Regions from separate parts of the Homo sapiens genome. Here region 2 is linked to region 1. Evidence: chromatin contacts called from ENCODE Hi-C or POLR2A ChIA-PET data. All regions are on one chromosome and are shown on one strand. Each heading gives the region's core, a stretch centred on a gene start or an enhancer-like site at or near the end of the contact. The rest is flanking DNA. Distances are from core to core; before and after follow the strand shown.

Evidence for each region. A loop is a pair of places that touch in the nucleus more often than their neighbours do. ChIA-PET counts read pairs that join two places held with the same protein, here RNA polymerase II (POLR2A). Pooled maps may share reads with other maps.
Region 2: a loop to region 1 is called in a pooled map of gastrocnemius medialis, with 1.9 times the contacts of the local background. The contact joins the enhancer-like site here to the promoter of SLC35H1 in region 1. A Hi-C loop is called at or near these places in 1 of 168 maps with a recorded cell type or tissue (CD14-positive monocyte) and 2 of 50 pooled maps. POLR2A ChIA-PET finds 5 or more read pairs at or near these places in 3 of 52 experiments (A673, CD4-positive, alpha-beta memory T cell and Panc1).

What each region holds. Positions count from the first base shown.
Region 1 is chr20:46,363,175-46,370,086 of GRCh38, forward strand. It overlaps SLC35H1 (solute carrier family 35 member H1), which reads right to left and starts at 1,251. Exons shown (of 10, transcript NM_015945.12): 1 at 1,197-1,251. It overlaps LOC124904917 (a long non-coding RNA gene), which reads left to right and starts at 1,365. Exons shown (of 3, transcript XR_007067614.1): 1 at 1,365-1,546. It overlaps ELMO2 (engulfment and cell motility 2), which reads right to left. Exons shown (of 22, transcript NM_133171.5): 21 at 5,717-5,794; 22 at 2,876-4,386. The coding sequence ends at 4,186. RefSeq lists a silencer at 972-1,391 and an enhancer at 5,416-5,645.
Region 2 is chr20:46,214,309-46,222,061 of GRCh38, forward strand. CDH22 (cadherin 22) reads right to left here. Exons shown (of 12, transcript NM_021248.3): 5 at 2,518-2,685. Among named protein-coding and RNA genes, the nearest start is that of CDH22, 90 kb to the right of the region's middle. RefSeq lists enhancers at 1,539-2,075, 2,614-3,149. Within about 2 kb of position 1,540, at least 5 of the 41 ENCODE cell types and tissues checked have a DNase peak (open chromatin) inside an H3K27ac peak, as active enhancers do.

The DNA.
Region 1 (6,912 bases), core at 1-2,500:
TGGACTCCTTATTGGTCTTTTTTGCTGGCACCTTCTTGTCAACTCAATCTATAAAAATTGGGTGCCTAAAGCTTGGAACCTGGCTTCTCTTCTCTCTTAAATCTTACCCTACATAATCTCATCCTACCCAATCCACTTGCCAATGATTTCTAAATTCTTTACATCAGCCCTGACCTTTTCTGTATCAGACTCATATATCTAACTGCCTATTTGGTAGCTGCACTCCAAATATCTAAAACTTAAGATGCCCTAAGAAGATTTCGTAATTATTTCTCACGCTCCCAATCTATCCCAAAGTCATTTAGTAAATGCCAGCATAATACACTTGGTTACTTAAGCCAAAACCAAAAATCTATGATGAAGTCATCTTTGACCACTTATTTCTGTCATTTCTCAAATCCTGCCCTGTCAGTTCCACTTTCAATACACTTCTTGACCCCTCTACTTCTCTTCCTCTCCATTCCCACTACCACAGTCTAAGCCACAATTATCTTTCACCTGCTGACTGCCACTGGTCTAACTGGTCTCCCTGTTTCCTCTTTCGCCCCTAAGGCCTGGAATCTATAAAGCAGCCAGAGAGATGGCACACGAAACAGATCATGCCCTAAGGCTAAGCCCAGCTCCTCAGCCTGGTCCACAAGGAAGGCCTCTGTAACCTCATTCTTCTGCCACTGGTCCCAGCACCCGCCACAGCGGCCCCCTGCCACGTGTCAAACACATCAAACCTGTGTTTTTCTTTACTTGCTGCTCTTCCTGCCTTCAGCTCCCTTCCGCAGACCTCCGCTTGGCTGAATACTTTCTCCAATGCCCCACCCCTCCCAATCCTCGTGGCACTCCCACCTCTGACGTTTCCTTGTTTGCTCACGTGTTTACTGCCCGCCCCAATCCCACCGCGGGAAGCAGCCCCTCAGAGGGCAGGGCCGTGTCCGATTCCGGCCCGGGTCCCGCACCCAGGACGTCGCAGGTGCTCAGGAAATACCAGATGAGCCGGCGTCCGGCAGGTGCCTTGCAGGAGGGCGCTTGGAGACCCCTGCCCCCTCCACAGACGGCGAAACTGAGGCCCGGGGAGGGGCAGGGGCGTGGCGTGCCCCATGTCAACCCGCGCAGATCCCGGGTGGGGAGCCCGCTTCCCTTCTCCAGCCCCGGCCCCCCAGCCTCTGGGAGTGCGCCGGGAGGCCGGCCGCACACCCACTCACCTCGGCCCTGGGAGCTCCAGGCCGGAATCTCCCCACCGGAAGTGCGAGGCCGGATGCCGCCGCCGAACCGCGGCACGGGCGGTAACTTCCGCCGGAAGCTACCCAGGGGCTGGGCGGAGCCGGGGCGAAAAGGCGGGGCGGGGCAGCACGGGGGCGGGGCGTCTGTTGTGGTCGGGTTCTGAGGTGGTCTGGTCTTTCTGAGGTACAGCGTAGTTTTGTCCTCCGCGAAGTCCCTCAGGCTCAGAGCACAGCCGTGTAATTGTCTGCGTCTCTCCCGCGCTCAATCAGGGGCTTGCTTTGGAACCCCGGTGCCTGCTAGTGTTCTGCATACAGTGAGCATCCAAAAAATGGTAACTTGTTTACTTTTACTGAACAAATTGTTTTTCTTATGTCCAGTCTAATGCTGGGCAACCATGGAATGAACCACGAAGATAAGTATCTCATGGGCTTTTTCTTCTGGGAGCTCAGGCCAGCTGGGGCCATTACAACTTAAAACTTGGGCGATCCAGAAGTAATACGAAACATTTGTGAAATATTTTCTGTATGAAACTTTCTAAGAATTATCTCAACTTCAATAGGTTGAGTAGGGAGAGAGCATCCCAGATAGAGGAAATGGGAGAATCCTAAAGGAGGGTGAGAAAGCTCCAGCCGTGCCTGGGGCTCACAGGTTGTTTGTAACTGTGGTGGTTAAAGTAGCCAAGAGGCAGGTTGCAGTGGCCCCAAAATGCCAGCCTAGGGAGTTCAGATTTTCTTCATCTTGCGGGATGGATTAAAAGGGCAGCATTTGCAGTCAAGAACATTAGGCCAGGGCAAGCTAGGGTTGCACATTCAGACCCAGTTTTGTGCCTTTCGCCCTCCTCTAGCCTCCTCCTGGGCTCTCTGGCAGTAAGACCAGCTGCAAACATGGATCCTTACAAGTGACTCAGCTGGGATCCCTGGCCCCTCTGAACAGAAGGCTCAAGGCCAGAGTGTAAGCAGTGTTTTATGCAAACTGCGGCTGTCACCGCCGCCAGCTGGCATCATGCAGGCATTAGTTCATTCAGTGCTTACCAAGCACCTACAATGGTACCCATCACTGCCCAAGGTCTTGGCTTTATTCAGTCCTCAGGCTTGTATTGCATGCACTTTCTATGCCTTTTGAAAGAGCCTGTCCTCACACCCTTCTCTCTCAGAGGCAAGAGATCTATTTTCATCACCACCCTCATTTAAGTCTCCCAGCTACCAAGGCCAAGGTTTGGAGCAACAGCCTAAAACACCAGCTGGAAGGCTGGGCACTATGCACAGGCAACACACAGGGTAAAGAGCGTGTCTTCTTTGTAAGGCACAAGTACTCGAGCTGTTCCCTGGCTGTGTCCCTGGCAGGGAGAAGAGGGAGGATGTGTTCATGGGGGTGTACAGTATGCCTTACCTTGCTGTACCCAGCAGGGTTGAGCAGAAAACGCTTCGTCCCAGTGCAGCAATCTGTGAACACTCTTAACCAGCAGGTGTGTGTCTGTGTGTGTGTATGTGTGGGAGGAGCGAATGATGAGGAGGAAGGGACTCTTGGAAGGTGACTAAGGGCTCCAGCTGGAGCTCTCCAGAGTCTCCCAGATACATGGAGATCAAGTCTTGTCAAGGTGAAATCTTCACCATTGGGCAGGGGGCAAGTACAGACAAACAGCTGTTAACAGGAACCACAGTTTGTACATGAAAGAGTATTTATTGAAAACATGGTTACTGACAGGAAGCTCCTGGCTGCTCTCTGGTTACAATCTTGGCTCACAACTGGAAGTGTTACATACTTTTTACTTCCCCTCAATTTTATTTTTCCCCAAGGTTCCATCCTAAGATAGGTAGATCTTATATAAATATATATACACGTCTGTATAAGTATGGCCTATAGTAATGAAAATATATAGTACACTCTTCATTGGGTAGTACCTACCATGCCAGGCCACCAATACTGAATGCCAATGTGCTAACGTATGTCCAGGGAGAGAGGCTGTGTGTGTGGTTTACAAGTGCTGCAGCACCAGGGAAGCCCCACTGGCACAGGTGTGGCCTCAGCCGGCCTCAGCCAGCTCCCTGAAATCATGGCCAATGGCAGAAACCATAGCACTAGGAAGGGAAGGCCAACTTCCTGGGGTCTGGAAGGCCAAAGGAAAGCAAACTGGAGGGGGCTGCAATTCAGGTTAGGGGAGATTTCTCTCTGAGGAAGGAAAAGGTATTAATGTGGGGGAAGAGCAGTAGAATCTAGTGACCTCACCACAGTCTAGGCCCAGGCCTCAGCTGGGTTTTCCCTGCAGCGTTCCTGGAGACTTAAGAGGGCAGGACTTGGCCAGGAGGTCTTTGACTTGCTGGGATGAGACTGAGCGCTTGCAGGGAGAAATTTCCGTCTGCTCTGATATCTGTATGGGCCAGAGAGATCTGGTGGCTCTAAAGACCAGAGATGTTAGAGCCAACCTCAGAAGCAGCAACGTCTTGGCACCATATGAAGCTGGAGTGAGCCCTCATCAAAAAAGACAAAAGCAAAAGCCTCAGGCTTGTACTCAGATCTAAGATACAGGTAGTCACTTCAAGGCTCTCAACACGCCCAACACACCTGTCCTCTGCAGGCAGCCTTTCCTGGGCCAGCTGTTGCTCACGTGGGGATCCAGCTGATCAGAGAGCAGGCTCAGGAGGAAAAGGTGAGTGGCTGTTGTTAAATCCATTTCAAGAAGCAGTTTCTTGGACTGGAAGGCAAGGGCATCTGCTGTTTGTTCCTCGTGGCCCAATCCCAGGCTTCATGGTGATGGAGTGGGCAGAGCACCCTGCCTTCATGACTCTTAGTAGACAGGGACCAAGAGGAAACTCTGGGTGGTCCGAGGTGGGTTTGAGAAATGGCTGGCATTTACTGGCCACCAAAATCACTACAGATTCTGTACAAGCAAAAGACAAGGCACCAGAATGTAAGTGTTTCTCCTGGGCCCAAAATCCCTTCTCCTGGGTACCGTCGTTTCTGGCTCCAGGCTCAGCCATAGTGATAGACAAAGTCATAGCTGCTGGGCTCCTTGGGGATGGGGGGTGGGGCTTCGGGAATCTGGATGTTCTCCAGGTCCAGGAGCCGCAGCTTCATCTCCATGCTCAGCAGGGTGTCCAGGTCACTCTTGGTCAGCTCACTGGACATGTCCTTCCCCAGAAGGGCACTGAGGCCATCAATCCAGATGCAGTACTGTGGGGAGCAAGTTGCAAAATGTCACATCGTGACCCCTGGTCAGCAGGAGATCCTGCCAAGGTCTCTTTTCTGATGGGGCTCACAACAGTTCCTTTTGGAACTAATCAGTATAGGCAAAACTGATTTGGAATGATAGCAAAGATAAATTAGGAGGTGATCCTTCACTTTCTCAAGAGATCTGGTTTTTATAAGGGGTTTTATATTACAACTCCTTACAATAATATGAAGGAGAACCTAAAAATGCAATAAACGAATACAGCAAAATGAGATCTGAGTACTGGGGCATCATCTACCTGAAGTTACCCAAAATCAGAAGCGAGAGAAGGGAAATATGTATTAGGTGAAAAGAAGCAAGACACAAACAGAAGTCACTGTGGGATCTCAATTTTGTGCCCCGCCCCCCCGAAAACAAAATTAAAAATAATCCAGTCAATACATATTAAAGAGTAAATACTAAAGAAATGGAACTGGTGGGTCTCATGCTAAGAGGGGGTGACCAGGAAGCCTTCTGATCCCACCGCTCCCTGACTCTTCCTGCTTCCTCTGCTGCCATTTTCCTTTTTCCACACCGTTGCTCACCTGGTTCCCCACTTGCTTGTTCTTCATTTCCTCTCAACCAAATTCCACTAGCGGCAGCTCAGGCCCTGCCCAAGTGTCTCCTCTGCCAGAAGTCCCACCTCTAGTTCCCAGTGATGGCTCTCAGAGCTCACCAGGCACATAGGGTCTCAAATGCAATCACTCATTTAATATCTAGTATCTTCCAGTGCTGCAGATGGAACTACAGGGCCCTTGTCAGAAGGACCAGTTCCATCTGGCTTCAAAGTCCACACTGGATCCATTACAACATGTGACCAGGAGCCCCTAGGAGGAAGGATCTGTCAAGTTCTCTTGGGTAGCTGACCACAGAGAAACTGAAAAGGGGAGAATTTTCCCAGTCCCAGGTAAATGACTCATTCCTAGTTGACCTTATCTTTGTAATGACAACCTATGGCTGCTGCTGAAGAGTAATGTGGAGAGCCCAGCTCACAGATAAACAATCCAGAGTGTGACAGATCCTTGGCAGCCACCCAATGCGCCTGGAGGAACCTCAGGTCCAGCATTATGTAATGATACCTGCTGCTTCATCTGGGTGCCCCCCCAACCACAGCTCCTCCTTTGAGACATTCCCATCCTATTGAAATGCCACCTTCTTCTCAAAGCCTTCCTAGGCTTCAATATACACTGCAGCCACCCACCACAGGGGACTTTCCTGTTTTGCTCATTCCTGCCACCAACTGAAGAGTTACAGAAATAGCTCTGTTGTCTAAGGCAGCGCCACACTGCTCACCTCATATTTATTAGGTGCGATGAAGTTTAAGGTCTCATCAGGGTCATACAGGATGGAGAAGGCCAATTCCAACACCTCCTGAAGGAGAAAGGGTTTAAATTAGAGCGATGGAACAGCCTGGGGTCTGCACATCAAGATCTTGGCCAAAGTCCTAGTGACTCGGCATCATCACCAAACATGCTGATTCAGATGAATGTCATCAATGCTCCTAGGCGGCCACAAGTGTGGCTGGAGATGAGGCCCAGCATAAATCAACCTTAACTTACCCACTCCCTGCCCAAGTCACATCAAAGATGTTGTGATATTTTTAAGATTGGAAAAAAGTCATTTTCAACACTCAGAACCCTGGAAGGTCACGATCCATGACTGTAAGTTATCCTAAAAGTTTTTATATTACCAAGATGACTAACAACTTCTATCGTGCTGTATTTGGCATAGGAATGTCTTAACAATTAAAAAACAAAACAAAACACACACACACACAAAATTGGTCACTGTTGCATGATACCAAGGAACTAACTCATTATTTTGAAAGTAAGTACATAAAAGAAGAATCAGCATTTATTCTCGTTTCCTATATAAACTGTACCACTGGGAAACCAATAGTAGATAAGGGCAAGTTTCATGGTTCAGCTCATAAATGAAAAGCAATGACTGCATCAAAATATCATGAGTTTGCAAACCTTAGTTGACTGATGGAATGAGGCACTGAGCTTCAACAGTCTGCTAATTATCACAAAAGGAGAGACCACCAGACGTTATGTGCCTCTTGATAGAACATAATACCACTGATGACACTGGCCAGGAAAAAAGTTAAACCTGAACTGGATCAAACCTCTAGATCCCTCTTCCAATGTACAGATCTGGGACAGAGGAACAAGTTAAACTGTACCACGGGGAAACAATCAGCAAAATTCAGATGCTAGGAAACTACCAAACAAGCAATCTGGTTCTTCAGCTAATAAACTGCAAAGGAAAAGATGGTGGGGGATGGGGGGGCGGGGGAACTTATGAATTAAGAAACTTAAAAGACCAGTCTTAGACTCTGGTTTAGACAAGATGGGTATGGGGGTGTGTGTGTGTGTGTGTGTGTGTGTGTGTGTGTGTGTGTGTGTATCCATATAAACATTTATATATCTGTAGAGAAATTATGACATTTATAAGACAATTGGTAGAAAGTCACCATCAGTGGAATA
Region 2 (7,753 bases), core at 290-2,789, 150 kb before region 1:
CCAGCCTAGCTGAAGCAGGGTCTGTGGGGATGTGTCTCTTGGGGGCTCCACAGGTCTTGGTAACCCTTGCGTGGAGTGGCTGCCTCTGATTCATCCTCATACAGCAGCCGGGGTGGGGCACTTTCTGAAACACGAGATGAACATGCCACTCCCCTGCTTTAATCCCTTTTATAGCTCCCCATTGCCCTTGGGATGGAGTTGTGCAAGTCCCTTGGCCTGCCCTACAAAACACTGCCTGGCCCCTTCTGGCTTCTCCAGCCTCATCCTCCAATCCCCACTCCATCTCTAGCTTCAGCCTTGCTGAAGTTCTTGTGATTCTGCAACTGACTCACTCTCTCTCACCTCCAGGCATCCCCTCTCCCTGTCCTCCTCTCTGCCTTTGCCTTCCCAATTCCCGCTCTGCCTTCTAGTCTCACTGAATGTTACCTCCTCCAGGGAACCTTCCCAGACCTCCAGGCTCTGCTCCTGTGCTCCCTTGGCCCCCAAGCTTATCCCATTGTTAGAATTACTGCGTTTTTACTCTCATTTTCTGTTTATTCTCTCTCTTGGGTATGAGCTGCTGGAAGAAAGGGACCACATCTCTTATTCATCAGGCATTCCCAGTGCCTGGCAGAATGCCAGGCTGTCGCATAAATGAAATGTGTGAGGGACTAGTGAGTGTATGAATGAAAACCAGCATGAGTTACCAGTAGACACTCACCAGATTAACACAAATCAAAGAACGTGACAGTACCAGGAGTCAGTGAGGATGTGGTACAATGGACATGTGCGTTTCCTCATGGGGGAAAACAGTTTGGCTTTATTTGGTAAAGCTAAAGATGAGTACATCCCATGACCCAGCAATTTCACTCCTCTGTATCCATAGAGAACAAGTGCAAATGGGCACCTGGAGACCTGGGGCAATAAGGTTCAAAGCAGTCTCCTTCCCAATGGCCCCAAACTGGAAATAATGCCAGTGTCCACCACCCCCAGAATAGATAATTATGGAATACTATACAGCAAAGAAAATGAATAAATTACAGCTACCAGCAACATAAGTTCATAAACACAATTTTGAGAGGTAAAAAGCAAGACAAAAACAATTTGTATTGTATGATTCATCCCATTTATATAAGGTTCAAAAATGGATGAAATTAGACTTGTGACTGGTGATGCCTGCGTAGATGAACAGACTCAAAAGATGACCATCACAAAAGCAGGTAGTGGCTAACTGGAGGGAGGAGTTGGGGAAGAGGCTATGATCAGGAAAGGGCATATTAGGGCTTCTGGGGTCCTGGCTGGTGGTCATAGGATTGTTTGCTTTATAATTATTTGTTGAACTGTTGTTTTTGTGTGCCATAGTTCATGATAAGAAAGACGGAAAGAAAAAGAAAGGAAGGAGGAAAGGAATGACGAGCAGGAAAGCAAACCTTCTGGGGGCCCTGGCCTCCTCTCTGCTCTGCCCCACCCCTTCCAGTTCAGAGCTCATTCAGAGCCTGGCACAAGTGGGCAGAAGACTGGGTGGGGGTGCGTCCCACCCATGCCACCCGTCTGCATGGGGCTGCCTTCAGGGGCTGGGGCTGGGCTGGGAGATTGGGCAGTGGGATGGCTTCTGTGCCAGGCTCCCTGGCACCGGGAAGCCGGTTGGTGAGCTCAGCTCACTCCGCTCTGTGTCTGAGCTGAGGCTGTAGGCCACAATGATGCTGCGCTCTCAGCTAAGGGATTGGATTCCCTTATCTCTCGGGGGTCAGTCCCCTGTGGCGGGGCCTAATGTGAGAGCAGCAGACCTCAAGTAATGACTCACCCGATAGGAATCAGCCCAGCTCCTGCGGCATTTAGTCCCTGCCAGCTTTGGTGGCTTCCCTGTAGTGGCTCTCGGCCTGAGCCTGGGACAGAGGGGTTGGCTGGGCTGATAGGGAGCTGGGAGGCTGGGCCGGAGACATCCCCCAACCCCCGCTGTGCCAGCAGAGGCAGAGGGTGGAAAGGCCTCCTAATTCAGAAGCACAGAGTCGCGCTACCCAGGCTCAGAGGAGGAGGGAAATGCCTGTCACTCAGACTTAGTTTTTCTCTGCACAACCTCTATCTGTCTGGGGGCTGAGCTGCCTCTGCCTAGATCCCTGGGTGCCCCCTTTCTCCCCAGTACCTTCCCTCTGCAAGCCTAGGTCAGCGGCATGGGATGGCCCAACAAGTGGCTAGGGGAGTGGGCAGGGGCCAGTGAGGGGTTGGAGGATGGACGGAAGGGTGGATGGGTGGGGCTCCCCCTCTGCCGGAAGCAAGAGGAGGTCTGGGAAGGTGATGGTGTGTTACTTGGCTCTGTGGAGCATCGGACAGCCCTGGGGTCTTCCTTGGTAGGAAGCATGGTTGGAGGGGGGCTGGGGGATAGCTGGTGGCTTGGGAGGACAGACAGACAGACAGAAAGAGAGGGGGAAGCCCTTCTTTTGGTGGGAAGTCTAAAGGGAAGCTGGGGTCAGCAGGTGGCTTGGATGGGGTAACAGACAGACACACAGACGCGCCTTCCTCTGGGAAGGCCTCACTCACTCTGCGGGAAACGGGGCGGGTTGTCATTGACGTCGGTGACTACGATGGTGACGGTAGTGGAGCCCGAGAGGCCACCCAGCTGACCCGCCATGTCTGTGGCCTGGATCACCACCTCGTAGCGCTCCTGGCTCTCGCGGTCAAGGTCAGGCACAGCCGTCCGGATTACGCCTGTGGGTGAGTGAGGGTGAGGCCAGGGCACCCCACACCACCTGCCCACTGATGTGGAGACCCCTGTACAGGCGGGATTCAGACCCTGTGACTCCTGGGAAAATTAAGCTCAGGAGGAGAGTGGGCCACACAAGGACATCCACGTGTCCACCATGTGGGACAGGGCTCAGTGTACACCACACACACTCACACACGCTCATACAGATACAGATACACATGCCCACACAGATATACTCACACATGCTCACACACACGGTCACACAGATAGACTCACATACTTGCTCATATGGATGCAGATACTCACACATACACACATGATCACACAGATGTACACACATGCTCATATACTCACATACACTTCTACAGATACATTCACACAGGCTCACACAGAATAACACACACAGGTTTATTCACAGGTTTATTCCCAGATACATTCACACACACACAGATACACACAGATACATTCACACACACAGAAACATTCACAAACTCATACACACTCCTATAGATACACTCACAAACACACACTCATATACCTTACAGATCCAGTCACATGCTGCCACTCATACACTCACAGACTCACACAGAATTACATACAGGCCTATACAGATCACCCACACACATACCTGCCCATGCAGAAATGCACATGGGCTCAGATACACTCACACATCCATACAGAAACACACACACTCACACCTGGCCATACAGATGCACTCTCACAAATAACTCATACTCACATACACACAAACACACAAACAGATACACTCTCAAATACACACTCAATGATCCACACACATTCACACATACTCTCAAATACACATCCTCCCACACAAACACACACAGACACACTAACATATACACACACACTCTCATACACACTGTAACACATACACACACTGAAATACATACACTTTTTTTCTTTTTCTTTTTTCTTTTCTTTCTTTTTTTTTTGAAACAGAATCTCACTTTGTTGCCCAGGCTGGAGTGCAGTGGCGCGATCTCAGCTCACTGCAACCTCCTCCCGGGTTCAAGCAACTCTCCTGCCTCAGCCTCCTGAGTAGCTGGGACTACAGGCATGCACCACTATGCCTGGCTAATCTTTGCATTTTTAGTAGAGACAGGGTTTTGCCGTGTTGGCCAAGCAGGTCTCAAACTCCTAGCCTCAAGTGATCCACCTGCCTCAGCCTCCCAAAGTGCTGAGATTACAGGTGTGAGCCACTGCACTTGGTCTCAAATACATACACTTTCAAACACACTTGCTCACACACATTGCACCTGCATTTTCTCACACACAGACACAACACAAAAGCAACTGTGTGACTCCCCTGGGCAACCAGTCCCACTTTTGGGGCCTCAGTTTTCCCACTTGACATTCTATGCATGAACCAGGCCTGTGTCAGTAACACACAGCCCAGAGCCAGGCATGGAGCAGCAGCTTGGCTGGTGTGAACTGGACTCACGTCCACACTCATGTACACTCACTATGCTGTCACACTCACCTGTATACACACATGCAACGTAGTTCACACATTTGTGGTGTATGGACATAAGAACACATACAAAGTCCCTTACACACATGCACACTCATAGCTACCACCTCACATTCTTATTCACACCCCCTCCCACAACCAAATTATCCCCCAGCCTTAGAGGTGCACCCCAACCCTCTCCAGGCCCTAGATCCTCTATCCAGGCACCAGCTAATCACGGAGCAGACAGTCCTCCAAGCTGTTATTGGAAGCAGGGAGGGCAGCAGGCGTGGGGGTGACCGCAAGATTAATTCTGCTGTGGGGAAGACTGGGCTTCTTGTCTCCCTGCCAGTAGAAGAGACAAGGGTAGGGCGGGGGAGTCGATGAGGCATTCAGAGCCTCTCCCACCACCCACTCCAACCTGCCGAGCACCAGGTGGTGACAGGTGGTGCCCGGGGCCTGTGCGCCAGGTGGAGTCATGCACCAGCAGCCCCATGCTGCGCCCCATAAAACCCAAGCTCTGACACCTGATGTCCCCCAACAGTCCCCAGACTCCCATACAGGCAACAGAATGGAAGGAGAGGCTGTAGGGCGTGTGTGTATGTGTGGTGTTTGTGTGTGTATTTCTGTGTGTACCTGTGGTAGGTAGCCAGAGGTGGGGCACCTAAGGGGTGGTCCTGCTTTCGTGGGATCACATGCAGATATGGAATGGGTGTTCTGCCTAATCAAGGGTCACACAAACCATCTATCAGTGGCCTTCTCAACGCCTCAGTAGGCCCCCTCCTGACCCCTTCTCTACCACCACTGGTCTTCCCAGGAACAGGGGAGTCTTGGCAGTGGATTGCCTTGGGATAGATTCCAGATCTGCCATTTCTTTGGTCATGTGATTTTGAGCTAATCCCTTCACCTCTTTGAACCTCAGTTTCCTTATCTGTAAAATGGGACAACCACCATACTGACTTAAATGACAGGATTTCTCAAACTTGGCACTGTAGTCAGTCATTTTGGGCAGGATAATTCTCTGTAGTGTGTGTGTGTGTGACCTGTATGTTGTAGGATATTTAGTAGCATCCTTGGCCTCCCGGCACTAAATGCCAGCAGCACTAACCGTCGCCTTAGTTCCAAAACTGTCTCCAGACATTGTCAAATGGACCCTGGGGCAAGATTGGTTGAGAACCACTCGTATAGGATTTCATCTCATGAGAATTACATGTAATAAAAACAACTAATGTTTATGTGCATTTGCTCTGTGTCCGGCATTATTCTAATCACCTTAGGTGAATTGCCTCATTTAATCCTCTCAATATTCATATGTGGAAGGTCCTGTGATTATACCTGTTTTATAGATGAGGAGACAGAGGCACGGAAAGGCTAAGTACCTTGTTGAAGGTCACACGTGTAGAAAGTGCATAGCCAGGACGCTGAGGCTTTGCAGCCCTGGACAGCAGGGGCTGTACAGGGAAGGTGGGGTGTGTCATATTCTCCACCCTGGGGGGTTGGAAAGAGAGAATGGAAGGCAGACAGAGGGGAGGAAGAGAGCGAAGGTGATGGACAGGGAAGAGGAGAGAAAGAAGAAAAGGAGTCCCAGGGAAAGAGAGACAGGGAGAAACCTAGTGAGAGACAGGAGGAAAGAGACAGAGAGGAAGGGAAGAAAGGAAGGTAGGGGAGGGGAAGGGAGGGGAACAGACAGAGAGGGAGACTGAAAGGGACAGAAAAACAGAGAAGGGAAGATTGCGGGGGGAGGTAGATAAACCAGAGAGAAAGCCAGAGATACCCAGAAAGAGACAGTAAGAGAGAAACAGAGACCTAGAGAGAAACAAAGAGGAAGAGAAAGAAAGGAGGGAAGAAAAATGGGCAAAGAACAACTGAGAGAGCGGGAACAGACATACAGAAAACAGAGAGGGAGACGCAGGAAGGGTGAAGAAAGATGGTGGGGGGTGGGGAGGGGAGGGCAGGTAGGCTTACAGTGCAGCAGCCACCAGGCCAGGGAGCAGGGGATCCCAGGTGGAAAGGTGGAGAGGGAGTGACTTTAGCCGAGCACTTGCTGTGTGCTAAGCTTTGTGCTGGTCACTTGCCATCCAGGACCTCAGTGAATGTACAGGATTCGTGGTAGGATGTGGAGTCACTGTGTATCTATGGGCTTGGGCACCAAAGGCTCAGTGTCCCAGCTCTGAGTGGGGGCTGGAGCAGGGGCCTGGCTCCACCTCTGTGAGTGAGAGAGGCTCCACGTGGCTGCCTTCTTTGCTGTCCCTGTCACTTCCAGCTCCTGAGGAACTGGGGACACGACACTCTTCTCACTTGGAAACTGGTCCTGAAGCCTTGTGGTGTGTAGGATTCAGGTGCCATCTCTGGGTGTGTGTGAGTTGGGCCCCCTGGGCCTTGTTCTCGGGATCCAGGGAACAGGGTAGGTTGCTATGGTGACAGTGCCCAGTGAACCACACCTTCCGGTATCCACGCCCTTGGGTCATTCCCTCCCACACTGACTCTGGCCAATGGGACATCAGCAAGTGTGCTTTGGCCAATAGGACATCAGCAAGTGTGACAAAAGCAGAGGTTTGATAAGCCCCTGTATGCTGCGGCCTGTCCTCTTGGAATCCTGAGACCATTGTACTGTGAAGAAGCCCAGGATAAAAGGCCACATGGAGAGGGAGGCCTAGTCCTGCCAGCTGTCCCAGTGAAGTCACTCCCAGCGACCCGACAGCTGACTGTTGCTGCATGAGTGACCCCAGCAAAATAACTGCCAAGCTGACACACCAAATTGTGACAAATAATAAATTATTGTTGCTTTAAGCTACCAGGTTTTGGGTTTTTTTTTTTCTTTTTTTTTTTTTTTTACATAGCTCTAGATGACTGATAGAGAAATCCAGTTGGCTGGGCCATTCCTCTGCTGATTTTGTCTGGGCTTACTCACGCATCTGAGCCTAAACCGGAGGAGCAGCTGACTGGAAGGTCCAAGATGGCTCATTTACATGTCTGGCAGTTGGTCTTGGCTGTCGGCGGGGACACATTGGTTCTTTCATCCTCCAGTAGGCTGGCTTCCTTACATAGCAGTCTCAGGACTGTGTTCCAGGACAGTAAACGTGAAAGCTGCAAGGTCTCTTAAGGCCTAATGTCAGAATTTGCATAACATCACTTCTGCCACATTCTATTGGCCAAAGTAGTCCCAGGCGAACCCAGGTTCAAGGGGTAGGGAAACAGACTCCACCTCTTGCCCAGAACAGTGGCAAAGTCACATTAGTAAGCAGCCGTGTGCAGGGCGGGGAGGAATTGATAACATATTTTCCTATCTACTATGTTCCACTCCACTGTCTTCCTCCTGATGTTGGGAGAAGCACGGTGGAGACTATTGCCCTCTGAGAGATCTAGGGGTACAAATATTCCAAAACAGTCCATGAAGTTGTTCTTGAAAGCTTCTGGCTCTTTGACTTCATCCGTTCACTCATTCATTCATTACAGTCTTGCCGAGGGCCTACTACAGGTGCTGGGGCTGCACAGACTCAGATAGGCTGCAGGAGGACTCTGGGGCCAGACAGATATGGGCTCAAGTCTTCTTTCCACCATTTACATGCTAGCTGACCATGGGCAAGTTCCTGGGCCTC